Regions from separate parts of the Homo sapiens genome. Here region 1 is linked to region 2. Evidence: read pairs that join two places in POLR2A ChIA-PET (ENCODE). Cell type or tissue: MCF 10A. All regions are shown on one strand. Links, peaks and the distances in the headings refer to the core of each region. The heading gives the core; the rest is flanking DNA.

The links. Peaks named below come from ENCODE experiments on the same cell type or tissue, not always from the same donor. Only the 100,000 strongest peaks of a DNase experiment are listed, where the experiment ranks them.
Region 1: POLR2A ChIA-PET joins it to region 2 with 5 read pairs; 4 of 35 experiments call an interaction of 5 or more read pairs at or near these places.

What each region holds. Positions count from the first base shown.
Region 1 is chr20:56,872,586-56,878,465 of GRCh38, forward strand. No RefSeq gene overlaps it. Among named protein-coding and RNA genes, the nearest start is that of TFAP2C, 250 kb to the left of the region's middle. RefSeq lists enhancers at 1-50, 2,660-3,305. In MCF 10A, for the core only: no CTCF peak of the experiment used is centred there; a DNase peak (open chromatin) is centred at 2,656.
Region 2 is chr20:56,632,566-56,638,698 of GRCh38, forward strand. TFAP2C (transcription factor AP-2 gamma) reads left to right here. Exons shown (of 7, transcript NM_003222.4): 4 at 788-1,004; 5 at 1,585-1,703; 6 at 4,045-4,189; 7 at 5,163-6,133. The coding sequence ends at 5,448. Among named protein-coding and RNA genes, the nearest start is that of TFAP2C, 6.3 kb to the left of the region's middle. RefSeq lists an enhancer at 4,233-4,993. In MCF 10A, for the core only: no CTCF peak of the experiment used is centred there; no DNase peak of the experiment used is centred there.

The DNA.
Region 1 (5,880 bases), core at 608-5,607, 240 kb after region 2:
TTTCCACAGTTGGGAACCAAAGTGCAAAGAAAAGCAGAGAACTTGACCAAAGTCACAGAGATGTGGGTTGAGGGAGTGGAGTCACGGTTTGAATTTAGGTCTGGTGGCCACCACCCCAGCCTTGTGATCACAGAACACCCAAGAGCTCCTTCCTACTTGGTCCAGATGCACTGTCCAAGCTCAGTACAGGGCCCCAGGCAGCCACCACTGAGCAATAGGACCGTCATCTCCAAGAGGGAGGGACATGATCTGGCCTAGGGCAACAGCACCTCCCACAGTGTGTGGCACTGAATGGGAATTCAGTAAATACTTATGGAGGGAAGGGAGGAAGGAAAACAGGGAGGGAAGAGGAAGAAGGAAGGAAGGAAGGAAAGAAAGAAAGAGAGAGAGTGAGAGAGGGAGGGAGAGAGAGAAAGAAGGAAGGAAAGAAAGAGAAAGAAAGAGGGAAGTAGAGAGAGAGAGAAAGAGAGAAAGAAAAAGAAAGAAGGAAAGAAAGAAAGAAAGAAAAGGAAAGAAAGGAAAAGAGGGAGGGAGGGAAGGAAGAGAGAAAGAAAAAGGAAAGAAATAGAGAAAGAAAAAGAAAGAGAGAGAGGGAGGGAAGGGAAGAGAAGAGAAGGGAAGGGAAGGGAGGAAGGAAGAAAAGGAGGAAGGGAAGGAAGGTGAGGAATATATCCCCCAGTGAAATGAACACGATGGCGAAGTGCCACTTTGGGCGCAGGGTTGGGCGAGTGGAGTGCCTCTTCCATACCCTCCCCTTCTGCGAACTGGATTCTAGAAGAATTCATAGCCACACGATGGAGCCTGGGACCCTGAGTCCCTGCCTCAGGAACATCTACCGAGGCTGTTACATGGCCACGAAATGAACCGCATTGGGTTGGAGCCATCATACATTGGGGTCTATTTGTGACAGCAGGGCAGCCCACCCTGACTCATGGAACAGGAGCGGGAGAAGCTCCCTGCCCTCTGGGGCCCTAGGTGCCGCTCAGCAGCTCCGGGCTCTGAGCCAGTGAGCCGGTGTACCACGCAGACGGCTTGATTTTTCTTCCCACCCGAGCACGGGACGGACAGTCTGCACTGGGCGGGCAAGAGCATGGCTGAGTTAATGGGTTCTTGGGTGAAACTTTCAGAGGGACACAGGCCACTGTTGAACTCAAGTTCTTTTTGTAAGCTCTAGCCCAGCGGTCCCCAACCTTTGTGGCCCAGCGGTCCCCAACCTTTGTGGCACCAGGGACAGGTTTTGTGGAAGACAATTTTTCCACGGCCCAGGGCGGAGGGTGAGGTTTTGGGATGAAGCATCAGTCAGTCGTTAGAGTCTCGGAAGGAGCGCACAACTAGATCCGTCGCGTGCGCAGTTCACAGTAAGGGTTCGCGCTCCCGTGAGGATCTAAGGCCGCCACTGATCTGGCTGGAGGTGAAGCTCAGGCGGTGATGCTCGCCCGCCCGCCGCTCACCTCCTGCTGTGCGGCCGGTTCCTAGGAGGCCACAGAGCAGTCGGTCGCAGCCCAGGGGTTGGGGACCCGCTCTAGCCCCATCTGACCTGTAATATTGTTCCGGCTCGCCTTTCCGTGCATTGCAGTTTCCCTTTGAAATTCACCATTTGCCAAGGGACAAGGGCCCCTCTTTAAAGGCAGAAACATATCAGGAGCTATTTTAGATCAGGTTCCCTAGGAACAGGGCAAGCGGCTTGTTGGGGTGCTCTCAGGAGAAGAACAACCTCTAAGGGAGAGAAGGAAGCAGGAGAGGGAGAGGAAGAGGCCAAGCACAGCTCCGGCTCAGCTGGAATCTACAGCCAGCCTGACCCACGGGGAGCTCTGGGGCATGAATGGCCACACGTGGTGTCTTCCTACCTTGAGGCAAAGGAGCGGGCTTTTGTATCCCCATCGGGTCATGGGTGCTCAGGGGAGAAAGCTCAGGGGAGAAAGCATGTCTCTCTACCCCGGCATCTCCAGGCAAACGGCGTCAATCCCTGAAGGACAATTGTCTTAGGAAGATTGCATGTGAAGCTCTTATCCACAGCCCTAGAGCTGCGGGGGATGCATGTGCCGTCTACAGAGGGACGTCTGGGCAGGGAACTTAGAGCATATGCTCTAAGAGTATTGGTGAGCGCCCTGGGGACGGGGATGAAGAGAATGCAGAGAGAGAGCCGGTGCATGCTGGCCAGACACTTGCTGGGTACTCCATGCTATTTCATTTGACCTTCACGACAGTTCAAAGGAAGCTTCTATCATTGTTATTGTTCCATTCTACAGATGTGGATATTGAGTCTTAGAAAGATAAAAGGATTTTTCTAAGGTCCCTTTCTAGAGGTTGAAAGAAGCAGAGCAGGAATTTGAACTCAGGCCGATCTGACTCTGGATCTGTTACCACTGCAGAGCTCTGCCTCCCCGATGCCAGAGAGCAGCGTGGCGGGTCTGCGCTGGGTCAGAGCAGAGCAAGGCAAGGTCTCTTAGCCCCTTGACGCTTCCATACCAGAGTTGGCCTGGCCTTTGTCTCCAGGCTCGGCACCAACCAGGAAAGCTGCTAGCAGAGCCGCTGGTCTGGCCAGAGACTCCACCCAGTTGTTGCAGACAGGGTGGGGTGTGTGGTCCAGTAGCCCAGTTCCTCTCACTGGGGATCCTCAGCTGCAGCTGCCTTACAGGTTGTGCAGTCACTTCTGACTCAGAGGCTGCCCAGCCTCCCGGTTTGCTGATTCTGCAAAATAAACAGTCCTGAGCTGCTGCTTGCTTCATTTGGAATGCCTGGTCTTCCTGGGAGTGGTAGAGGACAAGAGTACGTTTAGGACGCTGTGAGAAATTCACTGACGGAACTGGTCTCCCCCAAACTGCAAAATATGGTGCTGAGGGTGTGCTCCCAGGGAAGCTACACTAGGCAGACTCTCAAGCTAGACTGCCTGGGCTCAAATCCCAGGCCCATCTCTCAGCAGCCACATGGCCCAGGGCAAGTCACTGAGCCTCCCTGAGCCTGTGGATAATCAAAGGCACTTTCCTTGAGGAGTTTTTGCAAGAGTTAATTGAGATAATTCATGGAAGGTGCTTAGTGCTTATTAATTTTTATAATCATGATTTTAAAAAGCAATTCTCCTTGCATTTAATTCAACAAGGTTTCTGGAAGACCTTATTTTAAAGGATCTCCCAGCCTTGTGAGAGAGACAGGTCACTGGAAAATCTATGAAATTTGGCTAAGGCCAAAAGGACACCCCCTCCTTTATCAAAGTACTTTAGAGATGTTATTTCATTATGTCCTGGCCTCCATGGGTTCTGAAGAGAAGTTAGAAGTAATTAGCATGTAACGGGCTGTTTTTCCTCTGGCTGATTTTAGGATCTTCTCTTCATGTTTGACTATAGTGTGCCTAATTATTGTTGTTGTTTTCGTCCTTCTTGGGGTTCACTGATCTTCTTGAATCTGTAAATGTATGTCTTTCATCAGATTTGCAACATTTCAGATATCGTTTATGATTTTTTTTTTTTTTTTTTTTTGAGATGGAGTCTGGCTCTGTCACCCAGGCTGGAGTGAAGTGGTGTGATCTCGGCTCACTGCAACCTTTGCCTCCTGGGTTCATGCCATTCTCCTGCCTCAGCCTCCCGTGTAGCTGGAAATACAGGCGCCCGCCACCATGCCTGGCTAATTTTTTGTATTTTTTAGTAGAGACCGGGTTTCACCGTGTTAGCCAGGATGGTCTTGATCTCCTGACCTCGTGATCCGCCCACCTCGGCCTCCCAAAGTGCTGGGATTACAGAAGTGAGTCATCGCACCAGGCCATGATTTTTTTTTTTACCCTATTTTCTATGTCATCTCCTTCTAGGTCTAGAAGAGTCAGTGTTAGACCTTTCAATGTTGTCCCATAGGTTGCAGAGGCTCTAGTTCAAATTTTTCAAATCCTCTTCCCCTGTTTTCAGATTGGATAATTTCTATTTATTTATCATCAAAACAAGTGACTCTTCTGCCATTGCCAATCTTGTTGTTAAGCTCCTCCAGTGAATTTAAAAATTCAGATTTTTTTATTTCTAGAATTTCTATTTAGTTCCTTTTTTATAGTTTTTGTTTTTCTGCTGAGATTTCTTACTTGTTTATTACATGCTTACTGTCATTTATAATCCTTGAGCATACGACTGGCATAAAATCCTTGTCTGGTCTGGGCACGGTGGCTCATGCCTGTAATCCCAGCACTTTGGGAGGCCAAGGCAGGTGGATCACCTGGTCAGGAGTTCAAGACCAGCCTGGCCAACATGGTAAAACTCTATCTCTATTAAAAATACCAAAATTAGCCAGGCATGTTGGTGGGCACCTGTAATCCCAGCTACTTGGGAGGCTGAGGCAGGAGAATTGCTTGAACCCAGGAAGCAGAGGTTGCAGCAAGCTGAGGATTGCGTCATTGCACTCCAGCCTGGGCAACAGAGTGAGACTCCATCTCAAAAAAAAAAAAAAAAATCTTTGTCTGGTCATTTCAGTTCTAGGTTATTAAGAGGTTGTTTTCCATCAATTGCCTTTTTTCTTAAGCATGGGTCACATTTACCTATTTTTTTTTGAAGGCTTACTAATTTTTAGTTGCATTCTAAATATTATGAATTGTATATGTAGAGATTCCAGATGCTGTTGTGTTTCTCTGAAGAATATTTATTTATTATTTATTTTCTAAAGCATACAGTTAACTTGGCTAGACTCAAACTATAAAATTGATCCCTTCTGCAGTGGTCCATGGCTAAAATATCTGTTAAGTTCTTTTACCTTGCTGGACTTCTTGGATTCTGACTTTCAGTCTTTTCAGGGATTAGCTAGAGACCAGGTCAAATTTTAAACAAATAAGTTAGGGCTCCTTCTCTCTGCTTCTCTCTGTTTTGGAATTCCTCCTTCCTTTGAAGTAATTTGAGAATGTGATTGTCCCAAACTCCAGCCTATGGTTCTTCAACTCAGTGAAACTGTGGCTTTTTTGTCATAGCTTTAACCCTCTTGTTCTAGAAGTGGGTCTTGGGCTATGATCTATATCAAAGGCAAAAAACTACACAATGAGAAAGTCACCCTGGTTATTCCAAGTGTCAGCTGCCTTCCAGTTTCTGCCTAGTTTTGCTCACTGCCCAGTGCTCTCAGGGAATCGTTACTCATGCTTTGTCCAGCATCTGTGGTTGTCACCAGAAGCCAGAAGTCCACACCATCTCATTTCACCTCTGCATGGGATGAGCATATGGACACTCAGAGAGGTGAAGCAAAGCACCCAGTGCTTCCCAGCTGTGATGAGCTTCTTAGAAATATTTGCTGAGTGTCTACATCCTGCCAGGCACTGTGCTGGGTCCTGGCAACACAGCCATGAGCTACTTCGACAAAGTCCTTCCACCCAGGGTACTTACATACTGGTAGCAAAATTGGATGATAAGCTAGTAAACCCTCTAATAAATAGGATAACCATGGAGGATGGTAAGTAGGCCAGGATACGACTGTGAGGGAGAGGAGACAGCTTTGGTTTGGTGGTCAGGCAGGTGACATTTTAGATGAAATAAGAATGAAGTGAAGGGATGAACCTGTGGATTTCTAGGGAAAAGCTTTCCGTGCAGAACACCATCCAGAGCAAGGCTATACGAGGGACAAGTTTGGATTGCTGCATTCAAGGAAGAAGGAGGAGGTCTGTGTGGCTGCAGCCGTGTGAGCCAGGGCGAGAGGAAGGACATGGAGCAGGCAGGGACAGACGCTTTCCTCTCTGATATGGTTTGGCTGTGTCCCCACCCAAATCTCATTTTGAATTGTAGTTCCCATAATCTTCACATGTCGTGGGAGGGACCCAGTGGGAGGTAATTGAATCATGGGGGCAGGTTTTTCCTGTGCTGTTCTCGTGATAGTGAATAAGTCTCATGAGATCTGATGGTTTTATCAAGGGCAGTTCCCCTGCAC
Region 2 (6,133 bases), core at 552-5,551:
TTGAGGATGGAGGAAAAATGGATTTTAAAGAAAAACTCAGAAAAGACTACAAATTTTCAGTAAACTTAGAACGTATTAGTTTGGATGATTAAATTTACTGTGATCAACTGCACTGAAAAATTTTGGAAAGAATCTTAATGTGTCCTATGATTTTGGTTGTTCTTGAGGGGAAAAAACTCACCGTTTATTTAGTATTGAAGCAGTCTTCTGAAAACAAATGTTCTAATTAAATAGTTTTCAGCAGCTGCTAGGAAAAAAAAAAAAAGAAACCCTCCAAGCTTTGGATCTTCACTAATTAACTTCCCAAGGTGTTAACTTGTGAATTTCAGATTAGATTTGTCTCTGAAGTAGGGGGCTTTTTTAAAAAGTCAGCCATGGCCAGGTGCAGTGGCTGACACCTCTAATCCCAGCACTTTGGGAGGCCAAGGTGGGCAGATCACTTGAGGTCAGGAGTTTGAGACCAGCCTGGCTAACATGGTGAAACTCCATCTCTACTAAAAATACAAAAAATTAGCTGGATGTAGTGGTGGGCACCTGCTGGAGAATTACTTGAGCCCGCAAGCTGAGGCTGCAGTGAGCAGAGATCACACCACTGCACTCCAGCCTGGGCCACAGAGTGAGACTCTTATTATTTTTTTTTTTTAAATAAAGTCAGCCTGCAGTTGATCGTGGGGTGTGCAATGATGCTTGTCTAAAGATCACTTTCAGCTTTGGTTATTGGTTTTGAAAAGGTCTCTTTTGCTCAGAGAGAGCTCTTGTGACTGCCAGCTCTGACCTTCATTCACAGGTCCCATTTCCATGACCAAGAACCCTCTGAACCTCCCCTGTCAGAAGGAGCTGGTGGGGGCCGTAATGAACCCCACTGAGGTCTTCTGCTCAGTCCCTGGAAGATTGTCGCTCCTCAGCTCTACGTCTAAATACAAAGTGACAGTGGCTGAAGTACAGAGGCGACTGTCCCCACCTGAATGCTTAAATGCCTCGTTACTGGGAGGTGTTCTCAGAAGGTACTTGGGGCACAATTCTAGGCATAGTGGTTGGGTAGTTGAAGGTGAGTGTATCAGAGGCCCAGGAGGTATTTTTAACATTTATGTGACTTTATGCCTAACACTGAATTCTAATCGGGTTAGAGTTTTAGTACATTTCTTCTCCTTTAGAAAGTGCCAAATGTGGGAGGAAGTGCTAAAACGACGCTCACAAATTCTCACTTGGTTAGAATTTGATCCCATGTATGAAGTGATAGCATCTGTATTGAGGGGAGGTGGGGGGAGCACCCTGGGTTTGTTCCCCAGGGAGTTTTTGTGGGGCCGTTGTAGTTTCACAAGTGAAAATTTGTCTGCTCCCATACAATTTGAAATATTCGGTGATGCAGAGTTGGATGCTAGGAAAGATTGATTTTGTATCTTACGGGGACTAATTGAAAGAGGACCCTGCTATCACTTTTCATTATGGTTCACGTGATGTAGATAGTCTTTGATGGGTTTCAGCTTTGACAGCAGCACTTTAGGAGTTTAGAATTTTTAAAGTGTGCGTGTGTATGTGTTTTTGTTTTTGAGAGTAGCCAGAGTCAATTTTTCTTTTTCTTAGAGCCAAATCGAAAAATGGAGGCCGGTCCTTGCGGGAGAAGTTGGACAAGATTGGGTTGAATCTTCCGGCCGGGAGGCGGAAAGCCGCTCATGTGACTCTCCTGACATCCTTAGTAGAAGGTCAGTGGGGTTTTGTTTTTGGTTCGTGATGTTTTTAATTTGTGCCTGTGTCTTTAATACTTATTGCAGAAAAACTGGAAAACAACTCTTAAAACTTGGTTGCAAGTAGAGATGAAAGCAATTGGAATTGTTCTCTAAGTTTATTGGAATGAATCACAGTTAATTTTATCGAATAAGTTAACATTTAAGTATCTGGTTGCTCAGGTAGGCTCTTCTGTATTCCCCCAGAGAATCAATGTTGGAAAGAAACTGGTTTTCCTAACCTAAGAAATCACACTCTAGGGGTGTCGGCATTTCCTGTTAAATGAACCAGTTTTTTTGGAAGATAACAGCTGATCATTTGGTACACCTTGAGTAAAAGCTGGTTACTTACTGGTGAGCAGAAGTACTGCTTCTGTTTTTTGTAGCTGTGGGTTATTTTGTAGCTGGGGATTGTGGTCAGTGAAGAGAACCTCTTGTATACAATACGACTGGCCCGATTCACAATTCTATTCTTCCCTCCCATCCAAAGAAAAAAACTAATCGAACCCCTGGCCCACGCACAAGTTCCTCTTGCCAGTGCTAAGATAGTAGGACATAGCATTTCAGTTTCTTGAATGGGGGGCCCCTTTACCCCAACCTGGACAGTAGCCAAGAATGCAACACAACCTTTAAAAGGAGCTGAAGGGAAAGTAAAATAATTTTTTAAAAACAAAACAAAGCATGTTGTTACTGCTCCCGGGAAGAGTTGGACGCTGAGAGAGGCTTAGGGCTCTCACTATGGGCAGGGGAAGCCAAGGAGAAACGGGCTCCCCGTGGCAGTACCCTCTTTTGAAGACTTTCTTTCCTTGCTCTGATGGCGTGACGTGGTGCTCAAAGAGACTTGGCAGAGTCCCTGCTTTACCTTTTACGAGTGCCTTTGGAGGTCAGGGCAAGGAGAAAGGAGCTGCCTGTCTGAGAACAGCTGTCCTGCCTGTAGAATCGGCGGTTCTGCTGGGGTTTCTTGCTAGCCAGGCAGGGTGATTGAATAAGAAAGTGTGCTCCAGAACAATGGCTCTCCAAGGCTGCTTCAGTCAACCCAGGGGGCCCCTCCACCATCTGGGTTTTTGCAAAGCTCACCAGTCCTGCACCCTGGAGCCAGGGAAGGTACCTCTTGGGTGGGAGAAACTCTCTTGGTTGCCTCCCTTAGCTCTTCCACTGACTTGGACAGGGAAAAGGGTGCTCCAAGTTGGTTTTTAGGAGAAACATCCCTCCCATCTTTTTTAAAAGAAACATTCTAGAGATCTGCCCCTTCAGTAAAAAGGCACTATTAAAAAAAAAGTAAGCTGTCAGATGTCACCATTTTATAGAGAAGTGACTAGTTTGCTTTTGTCAAACATGTTTATAGCCCTTAAATTTTCCTACTTCCCCAAAATGATACTACTTAATATAAAGAGAAAACATGGGTATGTTTGATTATCTGTTGAGCAGAGGACTGGTAAACATTTTTCAAGTTTACTCATCTCAGTATCCATGGGGCACTGGTTCCAGGTCCCATACCAAAACCTGAGGATGTTCAAAATGTTATATTTGTATATAACCTACACACATCCTTCCGTATAGTTTAAATCATCTCTGCATCACTTACTTATAATACCTAATACTATGTAAATGCTATGTAAATAGTTGTTACATTGTATTGCTCAGGGAATAATGGCAAAAGTCTGTGTGTGTTCAGTACAGACACAACCATTCATTATTTCCCCCCCGAATCTTTTCAATCTGAGTTTGGATGAATACAGATTCTGAACCCACGGATACAGAGGGCTGACTTGATTGTGCAGTTAGAAGTTTCAGGGTCTTTTCTGCTCACATTGTGTGATCTCCACCCTCTATTCCTGGGGTGGAGGACCTACTGAGAATCCCTAGAAAGTTCTACCTACCAGCTGAGTTGTCTGCCCTGTATATGATTTCGTTCTTGCATGCAACGTATGACTGGTAGACAATGAATACTACTAGAAAGAGAGAAAATGGGGGCTGGGTGCTGTGGCTCATGTCTATAATCCCTGGCATGAGCCATTGGTTGAGACCAGGAGCTCAAGACCAGCTGGCCAATGTGGCAAAACCCTGTATCTACTAAAAATACAAAAATTAGCTGGGTATGGTGGTGCATGTCTGTAATCCCAGCTATTCAGGGGCTGAGGCACGAGAATTGCTTGAATTCCGGAGGTGGAGGTTGCAGTGAGCAGAGATCGGGCCACTGCACTCCAGCCTGGGCAACAGAGCGAGACTCCGTGTCAAAAAAAAAAAAAAAGAGAGAGGAAAAGGGCAGTTTGGCCTCAGTGACCACAGCCATCCTAAAAGCTGTTGCTGATTATTCTAGGTGAAGCTGTTCATTTGGCTAGGGACTTTGCCTATGTCTGTGAAGCCGAATTTCCTAGTAAACCAGTGGCAGAATATTTAACCAGACCTCATCTTGGAGGACGAAATGAGATGGCAGCTAGGAAGAACATGCTATTGGCGGCCCAGTAAGTATCTGAACTTGAATTTGATGATGACTCAATGCTCTAGACCTTGAGGTTGAGAAGATTCCCCCTCCACAGTCCCGATGGCTCAACAAAGAAATATTCTTGAAATAAATTAGGGTGGAGCAAAAGAAAATGGCAAGGGAGCTTCTTTTACAAAGTCAAATACATTAACTTTTTGTATGATTTAGAAGAGTGCATGACTCAGCCATGAGTATTTTTGAGCTGCTTAGTTATTCAACCCAAAGTAGTTGAGCTGCCCTTTCATTATTGTGTTAGCATATCTTACAAAAATGTGTTGAAAACCCGATTTGTTTTGTCACAACCAGTAAAGAGAGATTGTGTGCCTTCTACCTCCTGATAGCAAGACTTTTGTCTTTCAAATGTAAAGATCAGGGTGGATTTGTGGGCAAATTAACTGTCTCCAAAACGACTTAATGCAGCTGTGGGTTTTCTCATAGAAACCAACAGTAAGTTGATTTGAAAATGATGGTAAATGAAGCAGAACTAGTCGAGCCAGGAAATGGGGTAAAAGAGAGCGCAGTGAACCAGGCTGTGTCAGGAGTCAGAATTTCAGGGGGATGCTTCCTTCTCCCGGTTCCTCACGGAATTTGTTTATTGGAACCAACTTGTACCAAGGTAAACTGTCCCTTAAGCTCATGGGTTGGAATCCAGGCCCCATTACTTTTACCAGTCCTGGTGACCTTGGCCAGTTAGCTGGGGTTAAGTTAATCCTGTTGTCTTTTCTAATTGCAGTGAGGATTAAATAAGATAGTGCTTTAAAACAGCTTAACTCAGAGCCTGGCGCAGAATAGTTGCTAAGCGCAGCAGTTGGCTATTAGTATTAAATTCTCCTTCCTCGGGTTGAAGCAGTTGTGCTTGCCTCCCGGGCGCCAGCCTCAGTGTAGTTGGTTCTGTGCTCTTGACCTGTAAGGAGCTAGATGGAACTCATCGAGTCAACTGACTGTCTTCACAGGCAACTGTGTAAAGAATTCACAGAACTTCTCAGCCAAGACCGGACACCCCATGGGACCAGCAGGCTCGCCCCAGTCTTGGAGACGAACATACAGAACTGCTTGTCTCATTTCAGCCTGATTACCCACGGGTTTGGCAGCCAGGCCATCTGTGCCGCGGTGTCTGCCCTGCAGAACTACATCAAAGAAGCCCTGATTGTCATAGACAAATCCTACATGAACCCTGGAGACCAGAGTCCAGCTGATTCTAACAAAACCCTGGAGAAAATGGAGAAACACAGGAAATAAAATTGGAACGAAGAAAGGTTAGGAGAGTAGGGAAGGAACAGGACTGCAAAAATCCTTCTCCACCGCACAGACTGGGAACCCCTCCTGGCCTGGGGGAAGAGTTTGTTACCTACCTTACTATTTAAAGAGCCTTCACTGGTTCTGCATCACCCGCCCCTGGACTTCTTAGTTGTTTCTCTAGCGCTGAGCTATCTCCTAACTTTGGACCTATTATCAGAAGGTGACAAGTACTGGCTCTTTATTCATTAAGCTTTTTTTTTTTGAACCCCATTCTTTCCTTCTCTGAAAGTGGTGCTATAAGTTTTAGAATCTTTTAAATACATTCCCTGGGCCAACAGACCCACACACTTAGCCATTGAAATGTCAAATTGATGTGCCCTAGATCAACAGATCAACAATACCTTTTTTTTCAGTGTTAAGGTAATGGTTGGTTTTTGTGTCCGCTAAATATTTACCTTGAAAAAAAGAAAAGTGTGTATCTAGCTTCTTCAGAGATCAAGTCCTCTGGTAGGAGGCAAAGGTTCTATCTGCTTAGCAACTAGTTAATAAGTGGTATCTGACACACTCTAAACCCCGTGTTCAAACGGGGGCCTTCTGGTTTTAGGAAACTTGTAGAAACGAAGCCTGCTGATTGATTTTTTTCTCCTTTTTTTTTTTTTTTTTTTTTAACTTTGAAAGTTAACTC